Linked DNA regions of Homo sapiens: region 1 is linked to region 2. Evidence: read pairs that join two places in POLR2A ChIA-PET (ENCODE). Cell type or tissue: OCI-LY7. All regions are shown on one strand. Each heading gives the region's core, and the rest is flanking DNA. Links, peaks and the distances in the headings are about the cores only. Region 1 overlaps RBM23 (RNA binding motif protein 23). Region 2 overlaps SLC7A7 (solute carrier family 7 member 7).

What was found. ChIA-PET counts read pairs that join two places held together with the same protein. Peaks named below come from ENCODE experiments on the same cell type or tissue, not always from the same donor. Only the 100,000 strongest peaks of a DNase experiment are listed, where the experiment ranks them.
Region 1: POLR2A ChIA-PET joins it to region 2 with 11 read pairs; 5 of 35 experiments call an interaction of 5 or more read pairs at or near these places.

What each region holds. Positions count from the first base shown.
Region 1 is chr14:22,901,371-22,904,053 of GRCh38, reverse strand. RBM23 (RNA binding motif protein 23) reads left to right here. Exons shown (of 14, transcript NM_001077351.2): 11 at 1,672-1,867; 12 at 1,955-2,074; 13 at 2,171-2,240; 14 at 2,321-2,683. The coding sequence ends at 2,324. Among named protein-coding and RNA genes, the nearest start is that of RBM23, 16 kb to the left of the region's middle. In OCI-LY7, for the core only: no CTCF peak of the experiment used is centred there; no DNase peak of the experiment used is centred there.
Region 2 is chr14:22,788,784-22,791,809 of GRCh38, reverse strand. All of the region lies in intron 2 of SLC7A7 (solute carrier family 7 member 7), which reads left to right. Among named protein-coding and RNA genes, the nearest start is that of OXA1L, 24 kb to the right of the region's middle. In OCI-LY7, for the core only: no CTCF peak of the experiment used is centred there; a DNase peak (open chromatin) is centred at 1,369; H3K4me3 peaks cover 1,612 bases; H3K27ac peaks cover 2,500 bases.

The DNA of each region.
Region 1 (2,683 bases), core at 1-2,500, 110 kb before region 2:
GGTATGGGGGTGTTCAGGAGTTCACCCAGCTTCCCTGGTGCTGCAACTTGGCTCTTTGGGTAATAGTAACCAGGCTGCAGCTAAAAGGTTGGGGGTGTGAGGGAGGTTAGGTATGGGCTTTTAAAGACATGCTTTATAGAATTGATGTTTCTCATAACAGGGATGGGAATAGGAAATTATACTTCCCTCTGGTGCTACCCCATTTGAAGCAATTTCTGCACCGAGAAGGATCAGTTATTAACGTAGCACTATGGGGAGAATAGTGAGGCCACCTAATTATGGGCAAGCTTCACCTTTTCCTGACATTCCAACAAAATGGTTGCCAATTCCTATAACTGGTTCTTCCAGCCCCATGTGACTCCAGGCTGAGAACTGGCTGCCAGCCACAAAGTCTGATAGAAGCTTGTATTTTCTGGGCTTAAACCAGGCAGCATACACTCCCACAGTGACCCACAGGGCAGAGGGCAGTAGGTTGTATTCTGTCATTGGAATTGCTCACCTCAAAAATATCCAGTAAAGGCAAGCCATGTATAACACCTGCCTAGGAACTGTCAGTACCACATGCCAGGCCCTAAGGCAGGTAATGCTGCTAGCTAGCTAAACAAGCTAGCTGTGGTGTTGACAATTCTGTGGTGGCAAGTAACTTTTGTAACCTTTTCTCGCTCTCTGTGTGACTGAGATATGGAAAGGCTTCTGTGGGGCATTTTTGCCCTTGCATTGTTGCCTTTTGGGTCAACAACCTTGACACTTAAACAAACAGCAGACTGGGAATCCTCTTTGTACCAGTGTGTTGCTGGGTGCTGCTGATAAAAGGGACTAGAGAGTAAAGGCCTTCTGGTCAGCAGGTCACTTAGTCAACAGCTCTTGTGTGTATGTGGGGGTGTGGGTTCTGCCTTGCTGTCAGCACTAGGGTGTGTTCCCTCTTAAGCCTGGAATTAGGAGTTCCAGATTCCTAGTACTTAACTAAAATTTGGCCAGGCGCGGTGGCTCACACCTGTAATCCCAGCAGTTTGGGAGGCCAAGGTGGGTGAATCGCCTGAGGTCAGGAGTTCGAGACCAGCCTGACCAACGTGGTGAAACCCCATCTCTACTAAAAAATAAAAATAAAAAAACTAGCTGGGCATGGTGGTGGGTGCCTGTAATTCCAGCTACTCGGGAGGCTGAGGCAGGAGAATTGCTTGAACCCAGGAGATGGAGGTTGTAGTGAGCTGACATGGTGCCACTGCACTCTAGCCTCAGTGACAGAGTGACAGAGTGGGACTCCGTCTCAAAAAAAAAAAAAAAAAAAAAAAAAAAAGACTAAAACTTACTAGGATAGAGAACTGAATTAAAAGCCCAGGAGCCTTGTTCTTAGCTTGTCTTCCATTTGATATACCCATTTGTGAAATAACTTGTCAGGCTAGGTTTCCTACAATAATAAAATTTTGCATTGTTAGATTCTTAATGGAGCTGAAAGATTGAAAAGTGACTGCCATTGAGTCCATTGGAAAAGGTCCTTTTCAGAGAACCATTTTGAGGTGATGGGCCTAGGTCATATTTTCTGGGAAAGAAAAGTTTGTACCTCAGTGAGCATACAATTTTCCTGGGATAGTAGGACTAGGGAGTGTTACTGGGTCTTTGAGAGCATGTCTTTGGTGAGTAGGTGACTAACATGGCCTGGGTTTCTCATAGTTCTCTGATTCTGAGTGTGCCCGGCGGGCCCTGGAACAGTTGAATGGGTTTGAGCTTGCTGGTCGACCTATGAGGGTTGGCCATGTGACTGAGCGACTGGATGGTGGCACAGACATCACTTTTCCTGATGGGGACCAGGAGCTGGATCTGGGATCAGCAGGTGGACGTTTTCAGCTCATGGCAAAACTGGCAGAAGGTAAAATATCTCCGCAAGGTGAAGATTATGGGGTTGAATTTTAGATGAAGGGTTGGGGCTTAATCCCACCTTTTCTTTTCCTTTTAGGCGCTGGAATCCAACTGCCAAGCACTGCTGCTGCTGCTGCTGCCGCCGCCGCCCAGGCTGCTGCCTTGCAACTGAATGGAGCAGTTCCCTTGGGGGCCCTGAATCCAGCAGCTCTGACTGGTAGTCTTGGACATGGGAAAGGAAGGGAAGGTTTGGGGGTCTGGAAAGAAGGAGTGCGCGGTGCTTGCTCACTCACTCTGCCTGTCTTTGTTCTAGCTCTGAGTCCAGCCCTGAACCTTGCCTCCCAGTGTTTCCAGCTCTCCAGCCTCTTTACCCCCCAGACCATGTGAGTCTCAGGGTCTAGCTCATTCTAGCCTTTGATTATTCTCTTTCCTTTGGCTTCCCATTTACCTCTTCTTTCCACAGGTAAATCAGTGGCACAGTATACTGCCTCCTTGTGCCTCTGGATCCTGCCACTTCACATCTACTCTTCCATGGCCCCATTTCTCCATTTTGTGGACCAAGCCATCCTGAGGGCATGGACATTGTCTCTGAGGAAATTGGGGCCACCCTTAAGATACCAAGAAAAGCTCCTGCCCATGGTCCCACTGGAAATGGACTCTGCTGAGCAAAGCCACCAGTTGAAGAGAACAGAATCCACACCTGCATTGAATACCTGTTTCTCCATGTGTATCGTCTCTGAGATTACCTTCTTGCCCTTTCCAACACCTTAGTGATTCCTCAATTTCTCCCCCATTGGGAAGGCCATAGGGCATACTGAAGGAACTG
Region 2 (3,026 bases), core at 310-2,809:
AACATTAGACAAAACAAATGGGGATGCAGCAAAGAAAAGGAAGAAGAGACTTGAAATCTCTGGGTTTAGGTAACAGATATGAGGCGTTTCCAGAGAGCTTATATCTGGACCTTCTGAGGAAACAGCAGTGGTAGAGTATTTTGGAGACACCAGGGTATTAGCAGGCCTGAGTATGCCAGTTGTGGGGTTTGGCCTTCCCCCAGGAATAGTGTGCATCTGACTATACACAGACCCAGCCTAACCTAGAAATGTGCAGTTTTTCTGAGCAACATGTGACCAAGAGCTTGCTCACACCAATTAAGCCTAGGGACTGCTATCCTTCTGCTAATTGCTGTGGGATGAATGATGTCACCAGTCAGAAGATAGCTGAGATGTCTCACTGGTGACGTGAAGTTTAAAGTAGCAAACTGAGTGGCAGGTGGAATTTTCGTCTCTTTGTCAGCTGAAGGCTGTGTATGTGAAAGAAAAAAGAACACAGAACAGAGTTCCTAACCGTAAATTCTAAGATTCTAAGATACCAGAAAGATAAACTCCTGGTAAGGGATAGAGGAGGTTTATAGGGATTGGGAGAGATGTGTATAATAAGGCTTTAGAATGGAAATTTTAGAGGCAAGGAGAAAAATGCCTAGATAAAAGTATAAATCTGGGTATTTTGGAGACTACATAGCAGAGAATAAAGGCAGAGAGGAGTTGCTCAGTAACGCATTTGGAGAAAATGGGATGGAAGATCAGAAATGATGCTTTTGAACTCTTATCTACAAATATTACAAGTAAGGCTAATAAACGTATTTGACCTTTTTTTTTTTTTTTTGTGAGACGGAGTCTCGCTCTGTCACCAGGCTGGAGTGCAGTGGCGCGATCTTAGCTCACTGCAACCTCCGCCTCCTGGGCTCAAGTGATTCTCCTGCCTCAGCCTCCCCAGTAGCTGGGACTACAGGCGCACACCACCACACCCAGCTAATTTTTGTATTTTTAGTAGAGACGGGGTTTCACCATGTTGGCCAGGATGGTCTCAATCTCTTGAACTCGTGATTCGTCTGCCTCCGCCTCCCAAAGTGCTGGGATTACAGGCATGAGCCACTGTGCCCGGCCCGTATTTGACCTTTTACTGAAAGGAGGAAACAATTTCATAGGCATCAGCGATATTTGATTAGAATATGATAATGAAAGAGTATACTTTGTTCAAAAATGATGATTTGCTAGAAGAGCTGGGATTCATGTAGTACATTAAAGAGAGAGGTACATACTTGTTTGAGGATCTGCTATCATAAGGGATGCCTGCCTTCTTTGCATAAGGTCACATTTAGATTCTTTTGATTGCAGTGAGAGGGAAATTTCAGTACACCAAGATCCAGTGAGCTGTCAAGGGTTTCACTTCCCCTTTCTCCATTTTTCAACAAATGTAATGAATAGTACCACCCAGTGCTACTTCCAGTTTTCTGCCTGCAGTTAGGTTTTTTTTTTTTTTTTTTTTTTTTTTTTGAGACAGTCTTGCTCTGTCACCCAGGCTGGAATGCAGTGGTGCAATCAAGGATCACTGCAGCCTTGACCTCCCCAGGCTCAAGCAATTCTCCCACCTTAGCCTCCTGAGTAGTTGAGACTACAGGTGCACGCCACCAGGCCCAGCTAATTTTTGTATTTTTTGTAGAATCAGGGTTTCTCTATGTTGCCCAGGCTGGTTTCAAACTCCTGAGCTCAAGGGATCAGCCCACCCTGGCCTCCCAAAGTGCTGGAATTACAGGAGCGAGCCACTGTGCCCAGCCAACATATGAGTTTTCTATTGCTTCTCTAACAAGTTACCACCAATTGAGTGGCTGAAAACAACACAAATTTATCATCTCATAATTCTGGAGGTCAGAAGTCTGAAATGGGTCTCACTGGGCTAATATGAAGTAGCACTGTGTTTCTTTCTGGAGGCTTAAGGAGAGGATCCATCTTCTTGCCTTTCCCAGCTTCTAGAGTCTCATGGACCCTTCCATTTTCAAAGTCAGCAGTAACTGGGAGAGTCTTTCTCATATTGTACTACTCTGACATTGACCTTTCTGCCTCCCTCTTTCATCTTTAAGAACTTTTGTGATTACATTGGGCCCACCCAGAGAATACAGAATGATTTCCCTGTTTTGTCACTTGATTAGCAATCTTCATTCTGTCTGCAACTTTTTTCTTTTTTTTTTTTTTTTTTGAGCCAGAGTCTTGCTCTGTTGCCCAGGCTGAAGTGCAGTGGTGTGATCTTGGCTCACTGCAACCTCCGCCTCCTGGGTTCAAGCAATTCTCCTGCCTCAGCCTCCTGAGTAGCTGGGATTATAGGCACCCACCACCACACCCAGCTATTTTTTGTATTTTTAGTAGAGACGGGGTTTCACCGTGTTGGTTAGGCTGACTCATGTTGGTTAGAATTCCTGACCTCAGGTGATCTGCCCGCCTTGGCCTCCTAAAGTGCTGGGATTACAGGCATGAGCCACTGCGCCTGGCCTCTATCTGCAACTTTAATTCTCCCTTGCCATGCAATATAACATGGCTCACAGGTTCCAGGGATTAGGGGGTGGACATCTTTGGGGGGCCATTAGTCTACCTACCACAAGTGATAGCCCAGCTTTCCACCGGAGGTGGATGAGCAGCACTCTGAAGTGATAACTTAAGGTGGATTCTTGCCCAAATTCTAGGCTTGTAAGTTAAATCTGGTTAGTGAAGTACGAGCAGAAGGGTGGGAAATCATTAGTAACGTGTATGAATTCACTAAGAACAAGCCATACTCTGCTAACCTCACTTTTTGGTTCAATTTTAATTTTTTTATTCAAATATAATATACAGAAGGAACAGTGCAATCTCATAAGTTTATGGCTTAATGAATTGTCACTAGTTGAGCACATGTGTAACTAGCACCCTTGAGCCCTTCTTATGCTCTTCCCAGTCCCTGCCTCTCCACCCCACACAAAGGGAAATCACTATTCTGACTTCTAGTAGCATTGATTAGTTTTCTCTGATTTTATGTAAATGGATATAATCTATATGTACACTTTTGCATC